Regions from separate parts of the Homo sapiens genome. Here all the other regions are linked to region 1. Evidence: chromatin loops called from intact Hi-C (ENCODE). Cell type or tissue: B cell. All regions are shown on one strand. Links, peaks and the distances in the headings refer to the core of each region. The heading gives the core; the rest is flanking DNA. Region 1 overlaps CAMK2D (calcium/calmodulin dependent protein kinase II delta). Region 2 overlaps ARSJ (arylsulfatase family member J). Region 3 has its middle 88 kb from the start of ARSJ. Region 4 overlaps CAMK2D (calcium/calmodulin dependent protein kinase II delta).

Region 1 (5,305 bases), core at 81-5,080:
GTAGTTGTTATAATTTGAAGAATTAGGTTCAAAAACTTACAACCACACAATAGTTGGAAAAAGCAGCATTATTGTGCATGTTTTATTAAAAATATTTCTGGAGAATGTCTTTACTTGCTTTTAAAAGACTTTTGTCACCTTTGCTTTTAAAAGACTTTTGTGCTTTTTAGCACAAGTAGATGGCATAGTCCAATCTGTAGTACAGTCCCACAAAACACTGAAAATCATTTCCCAACCTTCCAGGCTGTTGTTCACAAAAGAGCAGCCTTCCAGGTTTCCCTGTTCCTTCTCCCCTATTCTGATCCTGTACAGCTGTCTATATTTTCATTTACACGTTGTAGGGAATAGACAGTTTTGAATCATTCATAGCCCTGTCCACTGCTAGGTTCTGACATATTTATTCAGGCTTGTCTGGGAAACTGGAAAAGGTATCGACTTTATGGAGAGAGAGACCTCTTAGGCAAGAATTCTTTCAAAGCAAAGACAGAATTGGGCAATTAATACTGACCCACCAATAAAATGAAGAGCATGGTATTTTATCTATTTCTTTGGTAGGGAGAGAAAAGTAGGTAAGAAAAATCCAGAATTTAATGAGGAGAGGGAAAAAGCATTATTGAGCATAAAAGGACACAGAGTCCAATGCTGGCAGTCACAGGTCCAAGGAATGACATTTGTAAATCAATTACAAGCTGCTTTCACAGAAATAAGATACTCATTCAGTGTCTGCTTCCCTCAAAATTGCATATGACATTGAGGTAGAATTAGCACTAGAGCGTTTTTGTTTCTACATATTAATTTGACATCTATTTCTTGGGCATTGATTCTGTGCCAGGAGACTTTATAGGTATTGGAGAATCAAAAGTAAATAAACAGTCATGAAACAAAACCTCATGGAACTTACATTACTATCTATCTGTGAATGCAGCCAAGGCATTCCCCCAAGATCTGTCTAGAATACAGAGGTACCAAGGACTTGAACTTATAGGATCTTTGGAAGCCTAGAAGGCCAGACTCTCTTTACCTAAAATATGCATTACCTAGCCTTGTAATTATCTTCACAAAATAGTACACCAGCTCAACCCTGAAATATCAGAGCAAGGCGGCAATGTAATTTTTGTCCTATGAGAGGTTATCAACAAAAATGAGGGGTTAGCAAGTCACTTGGTGTCATAGGCAAATATTTATATAAAGATATAATTGATTGCTAATGCTGTATGCGAAAGCACTTTTTGCTGGGTTTTTACAATCTGACCTATGAGAAAGAAATAATCAAAATCATTCTTTCCTTTGATAAGAACTTATACTTCCTCCTGGTAAACAGGGTGTCCAAGTGTGCACATATTTATGCCCAAGCATTTCTGAATGTAGCTTACAGCCTAAATCCAACATATATTGTGTGATATATTATAATAATTTGACCAGTTATTATTAAGAACACAAGCCAAGTTAAGGTCTTTTCAAGCTCTAAAATCCTACAATTTGTGTGGGAAATTGTACTGCAATTAATGGGCACTGTAATAGATCCTTTATATATAGAATTTCTAATCCTTATAACAATGTGAAGTAGTCTTATTTCCAGCTTTACAGACTTATTTTCAGAAAAAGGAAGGAAAAGGAGCTTATTTCTGCAAAAACAGTACAATGGAGTATCCAGGACTCAAATACAAGTCCATTGTACTTGAAAGCTGGTACTTTCAAACTAGTCCCTGGCCTTCACAAATATGTTAGTATGTTAAATACTTGTACTTAACCCTTACAAGAAAATACAGTGGGCATAATGTGAATTAGGGAGTGGACAAATATAATAGTGGAGAAAATAAATATTCCCTGCTTATGCTTTCTAGTTGGTGCCTTTTTTGGTTTTAATGGGTAATCTGCATTTATGGTATATTGATAAAATTTGTAGTTTATCTGTAAAGGTTGAGAATGACCAATGTAGAAAGGATATGTTTTAGCAAATGCAAGTGCATATTGGACTGATAGCCTGCTGACAGGAGCTGTACAGCTATGCCTGTGGTTAAAGCAGGCATCTGCTTTGATTGGTTGGTTCTCAAGTCATACTGGTTATCAAATATTTTAAATAACATTCCTGTTGCATGCTGTCAACTTCTGATTTTATATTCCCAACCCTGAACTCTCTACCAGATTTCAGACTCACATCCAATGACGTCTTTGGCATCTCCAACTCAGGAGTCTAATAGGTATTCTAAAATTAATGTGCCGGTAACAAATCCTTTCATCTTCCCATCACAACATTCTACCTCACTCCCAGCTGTGTCCACCTCCACTGAGACAACTCTATCCTCACAGTTTCTCTGGATTTATCCTTGACCTCTCTCTGTCCATAATAACTCATATCCAATCCACCAGTACATTCAGCTCTACTTTCAAAGCACATCCTGCATCTGACCACTGTGTTCTATTTCCATTGCTGCTACCTCAATTCAAGCCACCGATTACTCCAACTGTCTCCTAGCAGGTCTTCCAGCCTCTGCTTTGGCCCTTGCAGTCCTCTTGCAGCATAGCAGCCAGAGTGATCCTCTTCAACCAGAAGTCAGATCAGCTCACTCCTCTCTTCAGAACTTGCTGAAGCCCTCCTATCCTTAATAATCTACTCGGACTGCCATAACAAAACACCATTAGACTGGTGGCTTACACAACATATTTATTTCTCACAGTTCCGGAGGCTGGGAAGTCCAAGATCAAGGTACAGGCAAATTTGGTTTCAGATGAAGACCTGCTTCCTGGCTTGCAGATAGATGGCCCCCTTGTCACTGTGAACTCAAATAGTGGAGAGAGAGCTCTAGTCACTTCCTCTTCTTATAAAAACACTCACGCTATCAAGGAGGTCCCATCTTCATGATCTCCTCTAAATCTAATTACCTCTAAAGGGCCCTATCTCTAAATACCATCACATTGGGGATTTGAACTTCAACATATGAATTGGGGAGGTGGGCACAAACATTCAGTCCATAACAATCCCACTCAGATGGAAAGTAAAGGTCTTCACAATGACCTAGGGCCCCTGCCCTACTTCCAGTCCCCTCACTCCACACCACACTATGCTGCATGGCCTGCAAGCTGCTCCCATCCTTGCCAGATAAACCCCCATCTCACTACCCCTTAGAGGCTCCTCCCTCAGGTATCTGCAAGGCATGCTCCCTGACTTCCTTCCACACTTGGCCCACTTACCATAATCTGACCACAATCTGACCACAATATGACAGGCTTTTTTTATTTGTTTATTCACAGCCCCTGTTCCCAGAATAGAAGCAGTATAAGGGCAAAGAATTTTGTCAGCTTTGCTTATTGATGTATCACAGGTGTACAGAAGAGTACCTAACATGACAGATATTAAAAAAGATTTGCTAAATGGATGAATAAATGTATGAGGACAATTTTGTAGGACACGTGTAATTCTAAATATACAATGATTTTCCTACAATTCTCAAAATAGTTCTATATTCAAAATGGAACATATCCCCCAATGTTTCATTTTGTTTTTCAAAATAATGTAAAATAAAATATATCAAATGGAATAAGAAAGTTGAGTGAGTGAGTCTAAGAGGGAGTTAAAGTCCCATTAGCAAGTTTCATAAACTTGTGAGTCCTTATCTTTCCTCCTGTGGTTTCATTTGTATTTGGTTTCAGAAATTCTCATCGAGGAAGCTAAATGCAATCTTTTGTTTTGGTTTGGGCACATAATCAAAAATTTTTAGCTGCAAGAAAACAGTAATCCAACTATTCAGGGGGTTTCCTTGAAATCTGTCCCTTAGAGATTTACTGTGGTATAAACTTGGATGTAAATTTCTATAAAATATCTACCTAGGAAGATATAATCTGAACTTTTTTCCTAGAAACTATAAAAGTACACATTTTTTTTTAATCCATAGGTTGGTTCCCAGGCCTCTACCATGCAGAGATAGGCTGCCTGGACATACCAGAGTTGAAATGTTTTTGAAATAATAATAAATACTAAATAATAATAAATACTAAATCTTTATACAGTTTCCAGGATTTGACACCAGTTTGTGGACCAAAAGCAAGAAAGAATAGCAGCCTTGTCCAAGCCCATCCTTAACCAAACATATAGCTCTCCATCCTCCTTCTCCCAAATATGGTATTACACATCCACTCATCTCTTAGTGCCTTCCAATTTGTAGCTTCAGAGCTGGCTCCCCTGATCACTCCTCTAATTTCTGAATCCTTTCTGAAGCTAAGAGCTAACAGTGCACTCAAATAATTCTGTGCATTTACCCATGCATAATATGAAGAAGCTAATTCAAGTGAAGAAAAGGGAAGGCTGACTGAGGTTAAAAACAATGGAGCTTGAACAGGAACACAGAAACAGCTCTGACTAGAAAGACAGGTGTGTGTGTGTATGTGTGTGTGTGTCAGAGACAGAAGGATAGAGACAGAGAGAGAGAAAATTTGAGAGTGGGAACCACAGAGCACAAGAAGAAAAATGAGATAGAGGTTTGGAGAATATGAGCCTGCGAACAATGAGAGAGGTAGGAGAAAGTATATTATTTTCTTTTCTGAGGTGTGATTCCCATAGAGAATATCTCCCTTGGGGGTAGGTTAGATACCTACGAGATGCAAAACACAATGTGCTCTCAGTTCTGCCAGGTACATATTTAAGAGAACAGTTTGGAGTTAAAGGTAGAATGCAGTTGGACCACTTTATAACCTTAGCAAAGCGGGGTTTAAGAAAATAATAGAGGAATTTCACTCTCAGCAAACAGGGACCTGTTTCGGTAATGCGAACTCATTAGGGCTATGCTCCTACTCAGCTTTTGTGCAAGCAACTCTAGATAAAGTGCTACTCAAATATCCCCCAAATCTGTCACCAACTTAATTCAGACACCAGAAAAAAACAAAAACTTAGAGAAACAGAGGTAGTCCAAAGACATGTTAGGGAGACAATTGTGGTAAGGTGGAATTTCTCATGTGAATTTAAAAGTTTATTTAAAAGTGAATGTAAAAATCTACTTCCTCCTCTTCCCAGGCAGCTAATAACCTAGCTTTATTGTTAATCAGAAAAAAATAATAAATATAAAAATGTAGGTTTGGCACGGTGGTTCACGCCTGTAATCCCAGCACTTTGGGAGGCCAAGGTGGGAAGATCACCTGAGGCCTGGAATTCGAGACCAGCCTGGGCAACATAGCGAAACTTTGCCTCTACCAAAAAAAAAAAAAAAATAGCCCGGTGTGGTGGTGTGCACCTGTAGCCCCAGCTTCTCAGGAGGCTGAGGGAGGACTGCTTGAGCCCATGAATTTGAGGCTACACTGAGCTATGATCTCT
Region 2 (5,305 bases), core at 173-5,172, 270 kb after region 1:
AACATAAAATACAGGAAACGTTTGCAGAAAAAAAAGAAAGTAAGAAGAGGTTTGCTGCTTTCAGAAAATGGTGTAGCGTCTGCAGATAAATAGGAGTTCAGAGCTACTAATCAACTATGAGGTTTCTGTCTTCTCTAGAAAGTAGAATGGTTTTTAAATTGGAAAATTTAAAACCAGCAACATAAAAGTTTGACAGCAGCTTATAACAGGGAAGAGGTTTTCAGAGCAGCTCCTGCTTAAATGAGTTCCAGCCTCTATGGTGGAATAGGAGGAAGTTTCAGGTAATTTGGGGTGTGGGTTAAGGGTGTAGGTTTTGGAATCAAACAGACCTGGGTTTGAATTTGCTCCACTGCTTATTACCTGTATGGTTTTGGGAAGTACTTAATCCCTCTGATCCTCAGTTTCCTCATCTGTAAAATAGGGATAATAATACATATTGGGTTGCTGCAAGCATTGGAAGGGAGCAGAGTCTAGTAAGGAAGGTATATTTATTCAGCGATAGCTTTAACAATTATCCCAGAATGCTGAATCGGTGTCACTAACATTTGCATAACGCTTTTTAATTTATAGATTTTTTATATGCATTATTGCATTTAAGTTTCACTGCAACAGTGAGAAGTCAGATTTTTTAAGTTCATTTTATAGATGAGAAAATAGAGATGTAGAGAAGTTGTGGTTTTCTCCCCAGCACCCTCAACCTGCCCCACCAGGCTGTGAAACTGATTCTTGATCAACAGTGGCAAAGTCCGATGCACTCTCTGTTCTTTTTAAGAGTTAATATCAGTACTTTTTGAAAAATCAAGGAGCAGAGGAAAGATGCCAGAAGTCTTGAGAAGCAAATCTGTTCTAACTTTCCAATTAAAGAAAGGAAGGATTTGTAAACCGGATAGTGAGACTTATGTTGATCCCAGAAAAATTTGAGAATGATTTTTTTAAAGTATGTGATTTGTAAGCATTTCAAAAATAACAAATGGGACAAAGTCAAAAAAGAAAAGTCCTGCCAAGTTAGCTTCATTGTCTTTTTTTAAAAAGGATCAGCATTAGGTAAATAGCTTAGGAATGATTTAGCATTTGAAAGGGCTGCCTATTATTCTTTTTCAATAAAATAATGAAAAATCAACTGTATGTTAGCACTTTAGTTGGGGGTAAGAATGATAATCTTACACTTTAATGAAAGTGAATATAATATGAAAATTTTTTTTACTGATATGCTCTTCTCTGGCCTCCACAAGTCTGTGGGGCAGGTAGGAGTGTTTCATTTAGTTGAAAAAAAGTAAAGAAAAGAAAGAAAAACAACTCAGAAAATAAGTCCTCACAGCACTATTCAAAACAGCAAGACCTGGAATCAACCTGAATCCCCATAAATAGGAGATTGGATAAAGAAAATGTGGTACGTATAACCCACAGAATACTATACAGCCATAAAAAAGAACAAAATCATGTCCTTTGCAGTAATATGGATGCAGCTGGAGGCCATTATCCTAAGTGAATTAACACAGAAACAGAAAACCAAATACCACATGTTCTCACTTATAAGTGAGTGCTAAACTTTGATTGCACATGAACACAAAGAAGGGAACAAAAGACACCAGGACCCACTTCAGGATGGAGGGTGGGAGAAGGGTGAGGCTTGAAAAACTACCCATCGGGTAGTATGCTCACTACCTGGGTGACGATATATCTGTACACCAAACCTCCGTGACATGCAATTTATCCATGTAACAAAACTGCACGTAAACCCCTAGATCCTAAAATAAAAACTGGAAGGAATTAAAAGAAAGAGACTAAGGAGACATGACAATTAAATGCAATATGTGGTTTTGAATTGGAATAGTTTCAATAAAGAACGTATTTAGAGAACTGGCAAAACTTAAATGGGATCTCAGGATTAAAATGGAATAACAATGCTTCCTGATTTTGATGGTTTTGTGGCTAACACAGGAGAATACTCTTGTTGGTAGGAAATACTAAAGTATTGAGGGTGATGGGACATCACGTTGGCTCTTAACTCTTAATTCAGGAAAAATGCTATTTGTGCTGCACTTGCAATTTTTCTATAAGATTGTCTCAAAATTTAAAACAAGATGTAAGAAAATCTAACTGGGATAAATAAAAGATATTTTATTTAAAAATCCATTTTTTACACGTCAGCTATATAAGACTACATAAATGGATCTGAGAAGTTGAATATATCAGACTACAAATTTAATAAAAAGCAAGAGACAAATGAGAGCTATAGTTGTAATTAATCTATATAAAGGCAGTGTGCAAATTCTGACGAGTAATAATCCCATTATGTTAATTAGAACACATCTGAAAAATAGTATTCAATATTTAAGCATGTTCCCCTAATATATGCACGTTTACTTATTTATAAATTACACTCATGCATACTGTATTAATTTAGGAACATTATAAAACTTACACAGAATAGAAATTAAAGGGGATGAGATAAAAATAAATGTAAGTAGAATTTCTTTTATTTCTTTTTGCATCCCAATGAATCATCTTGCATTACCCTTTGGTGTATGTATTCCAATTTGGAGACCACTGGTATAGAAAGTGGATTTTAGAAAGATGAGAATTGAAACACAGATTGTTTAGAAAAGAATTTTTCTAAACAATCTCTTCTAATTGTTTAGAAGAGATTGTTTAGAGATTGTTTAGATTTGTCTAGGTCAAAGATGATGGTGGCTTGGACTACCATCTAGTGGCAGTAAAAATGGAAAGAGGTAGATGGATGAAATGTATATTTAGATTTAGAACTGATAGGACTAAATCAGTGAGAGAAGTACAGAAGGAGTGGAAAAAAAAAGAATTAGGAATGATTTCTAGATTTGTTGCTTTTATAACCTGGAGAGTGGTGGATAGTTCAACTCCTCTCTGTTTTATTTCAAAGCATAGAATTAGGACTAATGGTCAATATTATAAAGAGGCTGATTTCAACCCATTGTGGAAAATAACATTCTAAAAAAGAAAATAAACAAACAAAAAAATAGTAAACAGGCTAGATAAGCATTTGCCAAGGATTTTGTAAAAGGGATTCCTGAATTGGAAACGAAGTGCTAGATGACCTCTAATATGGTTTGGCTGTGCCCCCACCCAAATCTCATCTGAACTGTAGTTCCCATAATCCCCACATGTCGTGAGAGGGACCTGGTGAGAGGTAATTGAATCATGGGGGCAGTTTTCCTCATGCTATTCTCGTGATAGTAAGTTCTCATGAGATCCCATGATTTCATAAGGTGCTTCCCCTTTCGGTTGGCTCTCATTTCTCTCTCCTACCGCCATGTGAAGAAGGATGTGTTTGCTTTCCCTTCTGCCATGTTTGTTAAGTTTCCTCAGGCCTCCCCAGCCTTGTGAAACTGTGAGTCAATTAAACCTCTTTTCTTTATAAAGTACCCAGCCTCAGGTATATCCTTAGAGCAGCATGAGAACAGAGTACTACACCTCTAAGCTTCTTCCTAACTATAAGAATCCATGAGTCAAAGACTACTGCTCAATGTGTCAGTAAAGCGTCTCCATTTAACATCAGAACAGCTTCACAGTACCAAGTTTATAATATCATTTACAGATATTTCATAGGGAAGATTCCACAAACATCGATTATATATTTAACATTTATTTGTATAATATGAAATTAGTTTAAAAATAGATTTTTCATATAATATATTCCAAATGCTTGTATTACCTTGGCTAAAAAATAAAATAATTTTGAAATTTAGTAAGTTTTTTTGTCACAGTCTGGCTACCATGTGAAGAAAATTCCACATGAATAATAGTAAACCTAGAGTTGTTGCCAAATCTGTTAAAAGCAATCACCATCATTCTCACTTTACTGCCAACTTAAAAGAAAAATGCTAAGTAGACCTTTCAGCTTGGCATTAGAATATGTGAAGGTATATAATTTTTTGTATTAATTTGTATTACTGGGTGCTGGATACTATAGTCTATGAATTCTTCTTTGTCTGAAAATATTGTCTAAGATGTTATTGTTTTAACCTAATTACATATTTAATGTACTCTTGTAAGTGGGATAAAATATGAATACTAATACTTTTATGCAGACTTTAAAGTCCAGAATGGTTAGCGAGTAAAAAATAGGCCAATAGTGGAGTAGAAATTCATATTTTGAAGGGAAGGAAATAAATGCAAGAGACTGTAGTTTACAAATCAAATATCACTTGGATATTTATGTAGGAAGAATATAACTAATTTTCCATATTCTGAAAGGTGTTTGCTTATGACTGCCTTCCAAAAGACTCTCTTGTCTATAAATAAATTCTATTTATGGGCCTTAATTTTATCTTTCAGTTAATTATATCTTCTGGAAAGGGGTGAAAGTGGGGCGGGCTGTGGCAACAAATATATGCCTAGTTGTTTAATCTCATGAATAAGTGAATTAATTGCTTGTTTAACACTCCTTCTCCTACACTGTGCTAGCTTTGGGGATTACAACAGGTGAATAAGATGGTCTCTGCTCTCAAGGAACTCAGTATAATTGGAGAAACAGACAAGCCATTAGAGGATTATTATGACAGGACTAAGTGTTAGAGTAGAGAACCACAGCATTTTATAAGTGCTCATAGTAGAGTCAGGACACCTCTCAGAAGGGGCCATGTTTCATTTGAGTTTCAGTGCATTCAGGAGTATCTGGGTGAGTGTGGAATGAAAGCAGGTAGTGCAAGCAGCTGAAACGACTTGGACAAAAGAGCATTCACAAGGGAAGGTGAATCTGAGATGATTTTTGCAGCAGGAGGAGCCATCCAGGTGAAGAGTTGAAGGGAAGACAAAGTGTTTCAGTGAGAGAAGCAGAATGTTTGAATGCAAAAAGTGAGAGAGAATTTGGGTCTCTGTAGATCAACAATTTAGAATATTAGAATATAAGGGGAGAGATTCAGACATATCTTGACTAGTCTATAGAGGTAAGTAGGTGCTCAATGACAGGGTGCTGTATTAGAGGATAGAGCTGTACTAAGGTTTTCTTACTTAATGTGAAGGTCACAGGAAGTCACAGAATACTTTTGAAAAGAGAATGACACAATCGAAGCTTTGCGTTGGAAAAATCAACTCTGGTTGTAGTGTGAAGAATGGATTGGAGTGGAACAAGACCTAGGCAGGGAGAAGTGGCCTAATCTAAGAGATAGAGGATGATATCCAAGACTGAGATTTGTTACAGTGAGGATGCAGTAAAGGGAAGATTAGATATTATAAAGAGAGACATTTGATAGGGTTACAGACTATATGTGGGAAGTGTGGGAGAAGGAAATGTTAAAGATGAGTCCAAAGTGTCTGGTCTGGGTGG
Region 3 (5,305 bases), core at 119-5,118, 260 kb after region 1:
AGAAGTTGTCTGTTAAAGCAGACATGATTCCATTATAAAACTGTATCAGGTGGGGCACCAGGGCTCACACCTGTTATCCCAGCATTTTGGGAGGCTGAGGCGGGTGGATCACCTGAGGTCAGGAGTTTGAGACCAGCCTGGTCAACATGGTGAAACCGTGTCTCTACTAAAAATACAAAAAATTAGCTGGGCATGGTGGTGGGTGCCTGCAATCCCAGCTACCTGGGAGGCTGAGGCAGGAGAATTACTTGAACCTGGGAGGCAGAGGTTGCAGTGGCTGAGATTGCATCATTGCACTCCAGCCTGGGCAACAAAAGTGAAATTCCGTAAAAAAAAAAAAAAAAAAAAAAAAAAAACCAAAAAACAGAAACTGTATTAGTTCGTTCTTACACTCCTATGAAGAAATACCCTAAACAGGATAATTTATAAAGGAAAGAGGTTTAATTGATTCACAGTTCTGCAGGGCTGGGGAAGCCTCAGAAACTTACAATCATTGCAGAAGGGGAAGCAAACATGTCCTTCTTCGCATGGCAGCAGCAAGGAGAAGTGCAGAGCAAAGTTGGGGGGAAAGCTTTTTATAAAGCCATCAGATCTCATGAGAATTCACTCACTATCATGAGAACAGCATGGAGGTAACTGCCACCATGATTCAATTACCTCCCACCCGATCCCTTCCGTGACACATGGGGATTATGGGAACTACAATTCAAGATGAGATTTGGGTGGAGACACAGCCAAACCATATAAAAAACGGAAAAAGCTCAAATTAAAAAGTGGTTGGGGCTTCCAAGGTGGCTGAATAGGAACAGCTCCAGTCTGCAGCTCCCAGCGAGATCGACATAGAAGACGGGTGATTTCTGCGTTTCCAACTGGAAACAGTGGGAGCTCATTTTTTTCTGGTTGCTTGTGTAAGGCGGCTTTTGACTCAAGGTCTCACAGCAGTCTATGCTCTGGATGCTTCTCTAGTTTATTAGCATGTGGAGACGGGATATCTTCCAGGCATACAATGATTCTACTTCTATTAGGTTTCTTTCAGTATGAGGAAACACATTGTCTTCAGAGGACACCGCATTCCACCGAAAGCTGCACTTTCTCTGGAAAGTTCTTTCTGAGCTGAAATTTGACTCCCAGTAACTTTAATTAGTCACCTATAGCAGTTTTAAAAACATTTTAATCTACTCATGAGCTTTAATGACTTTAAGCTAATGCCTCTTATACAGTAATGTGTTTAACATGATATGTTTAAATATGTCTGTTAGCAATTGTACTTTTATTAACTATGGTAAATAAGAATAATATATTTCTATTATTAGCAATAATAGTCTATCATAATTTGCACTTAGGTACTTATCATTTTATATTTTTATAAACACTTAGGTACAGCAACTTCCCTGGCTTTGAGTCTCTCCAGGCTGGAGAATAAGTGTGAGGTATTGAGAGGAGAGAAGTAAGGTTGAACTCATCATTTGATTGATTTCAGGCTTTTTATTCTTTGTTGCTCTGTTAACCACCTACAGCCAAAGGATGAGGTTAGTCTCAGGTGGGACTCAGATGGGATGCATCAAGCTCGAGGGGATCAGTGACATTTATTTTTAAACATTATGATTTGTGAAAAATCAATTTTGCCTTTTGCTGCCTTGTTTTGATTTAGTCCAACTCTCTCTTTTTGTAGAAAACTAAGCCTCTGTACAAATGGCTGGTCTAAGAGCACCACAGCTTTCCTGCAAAGCTGTCATTTTTCTCATCTTAAAAAAACCCTGAAAAACCTGGTCTGACTAATAAAACACTGGTGTTTTGTTATTGTTGTTTTTCTCTGTAGAGGATACACACCAGCAACATGAAGCCTCTAGCTTCCTATTTTGGTTTCTCTTATATATCAAGATTGCCTGTTTGATCTGGAGAAAGGGAGCAAAATAAATGAAATGAAGTTATTGATGTTTTTATGTAATTGGCATTTTCTCTCTTTTCACACACAATTATATGGAGTTCATTCTGTAATACTGGCTTAATCCCTGCTACTAGAGAATTTCAAAGACAACTCATGCTGTGAAAGTGAGGTGAGAGCTAGGTGAATGACTAAAATAGGACAAATTTGACTCTATTGCTATTATTTATAAGAGCTATAGTAGAATCGTATCTTGAAGGATACTTCAAAGTTCTCTAAAGAAAAAATAAATAATAATAGGAACACTACTAACAGTACATTTTCTAGGATAAAGGCACGTTAGATCATTTGAGAATAGTTAATTGAAATGACAGACTTTAGAAGTCAGGTTTCAGAAATGTATAGACAATGCTTTTTAGTGTAAAAGAAAAGACAGCAACTACCAGGTAAATTTTCAAGGATTTATTTGGCAGTATTTCATGAGCATGTACAGCATGCAAATAAGCTAATAAAATGCTTCAACTCAGTAAACAGCTGCTTACAAAGGGATTTTAAAGATAAATGTCAAAAGAGAAAGATGCTTTAAAGGTTAAATAAATCGTGGAGTAAATTAGCATTAATAACAAGTTATAAGGAAATTAGAACATTTTTCACAGTGTTCACTGTTTCATAATGAACTGATCACAACAAATAAATCTTGATGAAAAGCAAGATTTATTTATGAATTGTAAAGAAAACAGAATAATTTATAGTAGAAATAATGGTCAAAAGGTGATTAGAGGGAAAAGGAGAAATATAGTATATTAATAACCTGAAGTTCATTAAAATTTTTACTTTGTTTTTATTAAGAATGAGTAGGCAAAATTTACAAGTGAAGTTAGATAACAAATAGCTATTATTTCTTCAAAGTCAGTTATCTTAAGACAATTAAAAATAATTCAAGGCCGGGCGCGGTGGCTCACGCCTGTAATCCCAGCACTTTGGGAGGCCGAGGCGGGTGGATCATGAGGTCAGGAGATCGAGACCATCCTGGCTAACAAGGTGAAACCCCGTCTCTACTAAAAATACAAAAAATTAGCCGGGCACGGTGGCGGGCGCCTGTAGTCCCAGCTACTCGGGAGGCTGAGGCAGGAGAATGGCGTGAACCCGGGAAGCGGAGCTTGCAGTGAGCCGAGATTGCGCCACTGCAGTCCGCAGTCCGGCCTGGGCGACAGAGCGAGACTCCGTCTCAAAAAAAAAAAAAAAAAAATAATAATAATAATTCAAAATATATGCTACAAAAATTCTCCCATAACACAGTGTTAATTAGGTAATATGACAAATGCATCAACACCTTAAAATTAGTGGAATATGATTTAATAAACTACTTTTTGCTTGAAAGGATTAGTGTAGTTTGATAGAAAACAGTGCTACATCTCTTTATTCACAAGTATTTAAATTTTATATTAATTTTACTTACAAAAATGATCATGTATATAAAATAGGAAAAATGCAGGCAATCAGAAAATGATATTCACTAATATAACTCATAATTCACAAAGCACAGCCTTGTATATTATTTTATTGTGCAGGGTAGTAACATGAATTCACTTAAAACAAATTGGCATCCTGTCAGTATATGCCTTTTTCCACTAGGAAACATAACAAGACAAATGTTTGAGCTGCAAACACATTTTCTTATTTAATAGCCACTAACAGCCATAATTAGTTCTTGGAAACTGTAATCCAATCAAGTGTGATTATAATTAAATATATACACACAAAGATAATTATGAATCTTTCTGGCAATAGTAAATAAAGTTATCTATTGTTGAAATATGATCACTATTTTTGACTATTGGTAAAAGTATTAATTTCTGGTCAACAGTCATTTTCACTCTTAGATTAGGTTGGAATATAAGTGGCTATGTGGAAATATGCATCCTAGTATAAAAGTTTGCCCAAAGATTTGTTTAATGATAGGTACAGAGACTCTAATTTATTAATTTCAACATATGAGTTTGGTTTTTAAAAATATTAAAGAGATTATAATTACTGAACGAGGGAGGAGGGAAAATAAAGATGACAAAGAGAAAAGAGCCAGAGAAGCAGGGAGAGGTGAATAGGCAGAGGAAATAGGGATGGGGTGGAGTGGAGCAACGCAGAGACAGACAAGGATAGTCACTGCAAAGATAAGAACAATAGAGAAGAATTCAAGGGGAATAATGTTACCTCCATAGAAGACCCTATAATCAGAAAGCCATAAATATGGGACCAACTATTTTTTAATTTATTTGATAGGAATTGAGGTTAGACTGTAATATTGGACATGACTCAATTCTGAATTCAATGCATATGCAGATTTTATTGCACTTACCATTCAATATGATTATTCACATCACCTTTGTTTCATAATTTAATTTTAAAAAACTGGATTTGAACTATTAAAAATTATAAAATTAATTACATTCAGCTTCAACCTGTTGAAACAAACCTGTTAGCATGACCCCTGCTGGTAGTCATCTAAACATGTATTGGGGTTGGATATTTAGGTCCCAGGAATTTCTGCATGTTGGTTAATATGATTTAAAAAAAAAAAGAAAAAGAAACATAGAGTGGGTAAATTAGGCCTTTTTGTTCTGTGTTTCATGTTAATTGTGTGCAAGACACTCTGCTAGGCATGTATTAGTTTTATTCCTGGATTTGGGCAAATATCTGGGAGTGGAATTGCTATGTCATATATGTATATATATATGTATATATATATGTGTATATATATGTATATATATGTGTATATATATGTATATATATATGTGTATATATATGTATATATATAGACGTATATATATATGTGTATATATATATATGTGTGTGTGTGTGTATATATATATATATATATATATATATATATATATATATATACACTCCGGTAGTGGTGAGAAGTATAACAAACACAGGGAAGTACATAAACTCTAGCTATATAGCTTAATGAATTTTAGAAAACTGAACATATACCCACAAGCAGCACGGAGATAAAAACATTAGCAGAACCCCAGAAGCCCCACTTGTGCCCCTTCTAGTAACCCCTCAACACGTTCCCCTCAATAGAATAACACTCCATTATATGAGAATATCACAATTTATTTACTCATTCTCTTGCTGATGAATAATTGAGGGTGCTTTTCAGTGTTAGGATACTATAAATAGTGCTTCTATGAATTATACCTTCACATAACTTTTGGTGAATATCTATACAAGCATTTCTCCAGGGTATATTCCTAGGAATGAAATTTCTGGGTTATAGGGATATAAATGTTAAACTTTCATTGATACAGCCAAAACGTTTTCTGGTGTGGTTATATTAGTTTACACTCTCACCAACACTCCCACTCAGTTGTTCCACATACTTACCAACACTTAGTATTATCTTTTTCATTTTAG
Region 4 (5,305 bases), core at 59-5,058, 71 kb before region 1:
GCTTTGTCACTATTCAACAATACAACAAGATAATCTTTAGCTGTGGACTTAAAAATAAAATGCATTCTGGCCGGGCACAGTGGCTCACACCTGTAATCCCAGCTCTTTTGGGAGGCCAAGGCAGGTAGATACACTCAGGAGTTCGAGGCCAGGCTAGCCAACATGGTGAAACCCTGTCTCTACTAAAAATACAAAAGTTAGCTGGGCCTGGTGGTGGGTGCCTGTAATCTCAGCTGCTCAGGAGGCTGAGGCAGGACAATTGCTTGAACCTGGTAGGTGGAGGTTGCAGTGAGCCGAGATCACGCCATTGCACTCCAGCCTGAATGACAAAAGCAAAACTCCATCTCAAAAAAACAAAAAAACAAAATAAAATGCATTCTTACACACATAATAAACACAGTATTTGTAGGCATCATTACTGACAAATGTTAAGTTACTACAATGCAAACCAGGCACTCTAGATCTGGGTACTGAAAGCCATTTAATGTGTGGGTTTTCTTTCATTGAGAGCTTTCTTTCACTTTGTCTCTCATAGAATCCTCACTTTTGGTTCTTCCTATATTTTCTTTCCCCACTCCCTCCCTCTGGTTCTATAGGGAAGGGCGTGTTGCCAAGGTACTGAACCATTTTGCTGGACCCTAAGAAGGAAATGAGGATGTTTCAGTGTTTCCAACTCTAAGATAGTGGTTCAATGGGTAGTTTGGTGGATGGTGCTATCCCACAGATTTCTAATACTGGAGAAGGAAAGGTAATTTTCTTGGAGGCACTTCTTGGGATCAATGGGAGAAGTGATGACAGAATACAATTATTTTTAGTTGATCACCTGGAGACTATCTATTTAGCCACATTATTCAAGTCTGGAGTGTATCTGTACTCAACTATTGTGTTAAGAACAGTACAAATAAACAACTTCGGCACAGTATCCTATCCCACCCAAATATACTTCATGTCGAGATTTATGTTTCACTTAAGCAAATTTTAATGGTAGGAAGCTTCAGAAAAGGGGAAGAGGGAACTTAGTGAAAAATATTACAGACTGATAGTGTTGAAGGAAGCTAACCTAGAATTTAAAAAATCCTTAGAGAATCTATGAAATAGAGACTCTTGATGGAGATAACTAGTTTCTTTTAAACTCTCATTTGTGACTATTAAATGTCTACTTTTCCATTTATAAAATGTTCCCTATATTAAGAGTTTTTATACTGAAGCAATTTTACTAGGTTCATTTGCATACGCATACTTAAAGCTCAGTTTCAAGGTATCAGTGACCTCCTCCTTGGAAAGCTAACACTGATTGGCCTAGAGTACATAGTTTCAGGCCTTTACCATGACATGCATGGACCTCCATAACGTGGCACACTCTTACTGAGCTCTCTCCCTTTTTAATTCCACACCAATTACCTTGAACTTTGGTTAGTTGCCTATTTCACCAAGCATTTTTAATGTAATTCCTTGCTGGTAACGCCTAGCTAGGCAATCTTGATTTAATTTTCCATGAGCTTATACATTCTTCAAGAAAGAGCCCAAGTTTCCTCCAGAAATACTTCTCTGAAATCCACCCACTGTGCTTTCACAGCATACTGTGCTTGTTTGATTTAAATTTCACACCGAGACCATCTGCTTATATACCCATATCTCCTACTAAACCTCAAGATAAGGAAAGGCAAGGACCATGTCTTACTTATTTTTGGTATCCCTTGAACCTAACATGAGCCTAACACATTGCCTGAGACATATTAGCAGCTCAATCAACATTAATTGAATTGAACAGTATGCGAAAGGGAAGATGCAATATGAAATCAGTTAAAAAAGGGAAGTGGAACTACGGGTATTTTTTATTATTAACATTTTCCTTTAAAAGGAGGATTTAAAACTCCTATTCTTCTAGTCATTTGCATATTTATTCTTTTAACAAGTATATACCAAGTGTCCATGTATTAGAGCCTATATTAGATGAGGAATATGATGGCCCCTAAATTTTAAAAAATACTCAGAAAATACAAAATGTAATAGGACATCAACGGATATAACAGATATCCATGTGATACATAAAGGATATCAATTCAAATTTTCAAAGCATACATGCTTGGCTATTACTACAGATAAGTCAGTTGAAACATCAAATGAAAGCAGTTAAGTCAGTTCAAAGAGTCTTCAGAAAAAATAATAACATTTAACCACAGGATGTGGTCAATCTCCTGTCAGACCACAAATAGTCACCAGCTGCAGATAAGTCTATGATTAGAAATGTTTTCAGCCAGCACCACAGTGTATTGGTTTGTGAAAGAGAACAGGCAAGGTAGGGGGTTGGTGATTAGAAGTGAAGCTGGGTGGCCATGATCCTATAAATTTACCCATTACAACAAATTAAAGAGGGCTTATTCAAAGGGCTGTACAATACCTCTCTATTTTGGCTGCCAAATGCTTAGAAGAGTTACTTTCACGCAGAAGTCAAAAAAAAGGCTGGCCATGGTGGCTCACGCCTGTAATCCCAGCACTTTGGGAGGCCAAGGCGGGTGGATCAGTTGAGGCCAGGAGTTCAAGAACAGCCTGGCCCACATGGTGAAACCCCGTCTCTACCAAAAATACAAAAATCAGCTGGGCGTGGTGGTGCATGCCGGTAATCCCAGCTACTCAGGAGGTTGAGGTAGGAGAATCGCTCGACCCCGGGAGGCAGAGGTTGCAGTGAGCCGAGATCATGCCACTGCACTCCAGCCTGGGAGACACAGTGAGACTCTGTCTCAAAAAAAAAAAAAAAAGAAGTCACACAAAAAAAACGAATAATTGAACACACGTGTGCAAGATAAGATGCCATAGATCATAATCTTTGCCACCCAGATGACAGAATCACCTTAATTTGAGGTTTAAATCACTTTTGGGAATGTTGAAACATGGAGAAAAGACAGAAAACTAGGATAAATTCACTTTCCTGGCCTTTTCTGAACTCAACAGTCTGCTTTCCTACAGAATAGAAAAAAAATTAGTAGAGGCTATTAATGAGTTCAGAGTTTAGATGCACTTTTGGAAGATTTTGTGGTGTTATTTGATATTCTAAAATAACAATCAGAATTTCTACATATTTTCATCATTGTAAAATGTTTTACTTTCTATTATTTATTCTGTGAAGTTATTATTTTTTCTTTTCAATATTATCTTCAGTTGCCACTAAGAATAGGAGAGTTTCATGCTAAAGGGGGAAGGCTGAAGAGAAGAAACGTCTCTCCCTTTTTCACAATGGAAAGTAGCAAAAGAGACTGTTTTCTGACTGTGAATCAGCTTAGTAATACTGGTCCAGTTCAAAGAGCAGGAATCCCCTTCTTTTAAAAACCATGTATCTTCCTAAAGCTCTGAATGTTCAATTCTTTGTACTTTTGCAATATATGTGTAGAGTTCAGTCATTTTTAAAAGTCCAATTTACCTTTTGAAGATGAAACATAAGTTTTCTCCTCTACTGCTCTCACCTATGCCCAAATCATTGTCATTTTTTTTCTTTGACTCCTCCAATATCCATTTTCCTCCACTTCCATTCTGCCCTCCTATAATCCCTTGCCACACTGCAGCAAGAGAGAGCTTTGTATAATGAAATCGGATTATTTCATATTTCCGATCTTTAAATCTTCCAACACCTTTCTAGAACACACAGCATAATATCTAAATTCCTCTTTCTGGCCTACAAGGCCTTTGAGCTCTGGCCCACACCTATCTCATGTATTATTTCATATCCTTGCACCCTAGGACTTGGGATGTTTCATGCCACACTGGCCTTTGTTCTGCTCCTCATTGAAGCCACATTTTCTCAGGGCTGTACCCATTGTTCACACTGAGTGGAATATCTACTCACAGATCTTCTCAACATTTAGGTTCTTCTCCTGAAACATCATAGCAACCATTCCCGATCACCCTCTAAATCAGCCATCAGCCCCTAGTTACGCACCAAATATCACCCTGTTTTCTTCATAGCACTAGAACTAAAATGATTTGCTGGGTTTCTTTGGTCATTTACTCATTATCCATCCCCTCCTCCTTCAACTACTACAATGTCAGTTCTGTCTTGTCCATTACTGTATTCCAGGACTTGGCAGAGTATATGCATATAGCAGGCATGCAATAAACGTCTACTGACTGAATTACTTAAAAAAAATCAGATGCACTAACACTGAGATCAAACAACCAAAAAAGCAGACTAGAGTCAAGCCGTGAACATTATACATGTTCAGACCCCAAACATAACAACTGAGATCTTTTTTTTCTTTTCTTTTCCTTTTTTTTTTTTTTTTTGAGATGGAGTCTCGCTCTGTCACCCAGGCTGTAGCACAGTGGTGCAATCTTGGCTCACTGTAACCTCTGCCTCCTGGGTTCAAGCAATTCTCCTGCCTCAGCCTACCCAGTAGCTGGGATTACAGGCACCCGCCACCAAGCCTGGCTAATTTTTGTATTTTCAGTAGAGACGGGGTTTCACCATGTTGCCCAGGCTGCTCTCGATCTCCTGACCTCAGCTGATCTGCCTGCCGCAGCCTCCCAAAGTGCAGGGATTACAGGTGTGAGCCACTGCACCCGGCCAGCTGAGATCTTTTGATCTGACATCTATGATCCTGTTATACAGGGGGAAATCTTAGATCCCCACATAAAATTTTACATTTCTAAGCTTTATAATTCTTATAAAACTATATAAAATAGTCTGATTTTTCAGGTATCTCAAAGCAAATATGGATGAAATTTGAAATTGGTTAAAATGACAAGCATGGAAGTTAGTCACCTTATGTTAGAACAACTGTCTTTGATACTTAGCTATTTAGCTGTGTGACTCAGAAGAATAACTTAACTTCTCTGAACTTCAGTGTCCTAATCTATAAAATGGCTAAAACAAGTATCTAATAGTATTGATGTAAAATTAAAGAGCTAAAATAGTTGAAGAACATAACAGTGTCAGGTACACACTAGGTACCCAATAAACATTAGTTATAATTATTATTGCTTCAAAACAACGAGTCCTCCTTGGTTAATATACTGCAACCACATAACTAGACATCATTTTACCAGGTATTAGGTTTATTTACTTAGGAGAAGTAATTAACAATAGCTTGATACTTAAACCATAAGATTTATTAATAAAATCTGTCCACAGTGTATGTTCAGGGGTCTCTAGTTATTTTTTTATGGAAAAGTGATGTTTTTAAAATTGTGGCAAAATACACACACGATGAAATTTACTCCTTAAAAAATTCTTAAGGGCACAATTCAGTGGCATTAACCATAATGTTGTGTGACCATTTTCAGAACTCCTGGTCATTCCAAACAGAACTCT

Evidence for each region. Peaks named below come from ENCODE experiments on the same cell type or tissue, not always from the same donor. Only the 100,000 strongest peaks of a DNase experiment are listed, where the experiment ranks them.
Region 2: a loop joins it to region 1, with 5 times the contacts of the local background. A loop is called at or near these places in 9 of 110 quality-filtered maps.
Region 3: a loop joins it to region 1, with 5 times the contacts of the local background. A loop is called at or near these places in 9 of 110 quality-filtered maps.
Region 4: a loop joins it to region 1, with 6 times the contacts of the local background. A loop is called at or near these places in 7 of 110 quality-filtered maps.

Annotation. Positions count from the first base shown.
Region 1 is chr4:113,633,895-113,639,199 of GRCh38, forward strand. The region is part of intron 3 of CAMK2D (calcium/calmodulin dependent protein kinase II delta); the gene reads right to left. Among named protein-coding and RNA genes, the nearest start is that of CAMK2D, 130 kb to the right of the region's middle. In B cell, for the core only: a CTCF peak has its summit at 2,750; DNase peaks (open chromatin) are centred at 2,797 and 4,347; H3K4me3 peaks cover 2,710 bases; H3K27ac peaks cover 4,619 bases.
Region 2 is chr4:113,906,336-113,911,640 of GRCh38, forward strand. All of the region lies in intron 1 of ARSJ (arylsulfatase family member J), which reads right to left. Among named protein-coding and RNA genes, the nearest start is that of ARSJ, 71 kb to the right of the region's middle. In B cell, for the core only: a CTCF peak has its summit at 2,716 (motif pointing left); no DNase peak of the experiment used is centred there.
Region 3 is chr4:113,889,395-113,894,699 of GRCh38, forward strand. No RefSeq gene overlaps it. Among named protein-coding and RNA genes, the nearest start is that of ARSJ, 88 kb to the right of the region's middle. In B cell, for the core only: no CTCF peak of the experiment used is centred there; no DNase peak of the experiment used is centred there.
Region 4 is chr4:113,562,908-113,568,212 of GRCh38, forward strand. All of the region lies in intron 4 of CAMK2D (calcium/calmodulin dependent protein kinase II delta), which reads right to left. Among named protein-coding and RNA genes, the nearest start is that of CAMK2D, 200 kb to the right of the region's middle. In B cell, for the core only: no CTCF peak of the experiment used is centred there; DNase peaks (open chromatin) are centred at 984, 2,174 and 2,884; H3K4me3 peaks cover 2,456 bases; H3K27ac peaks cover 4,200 bases.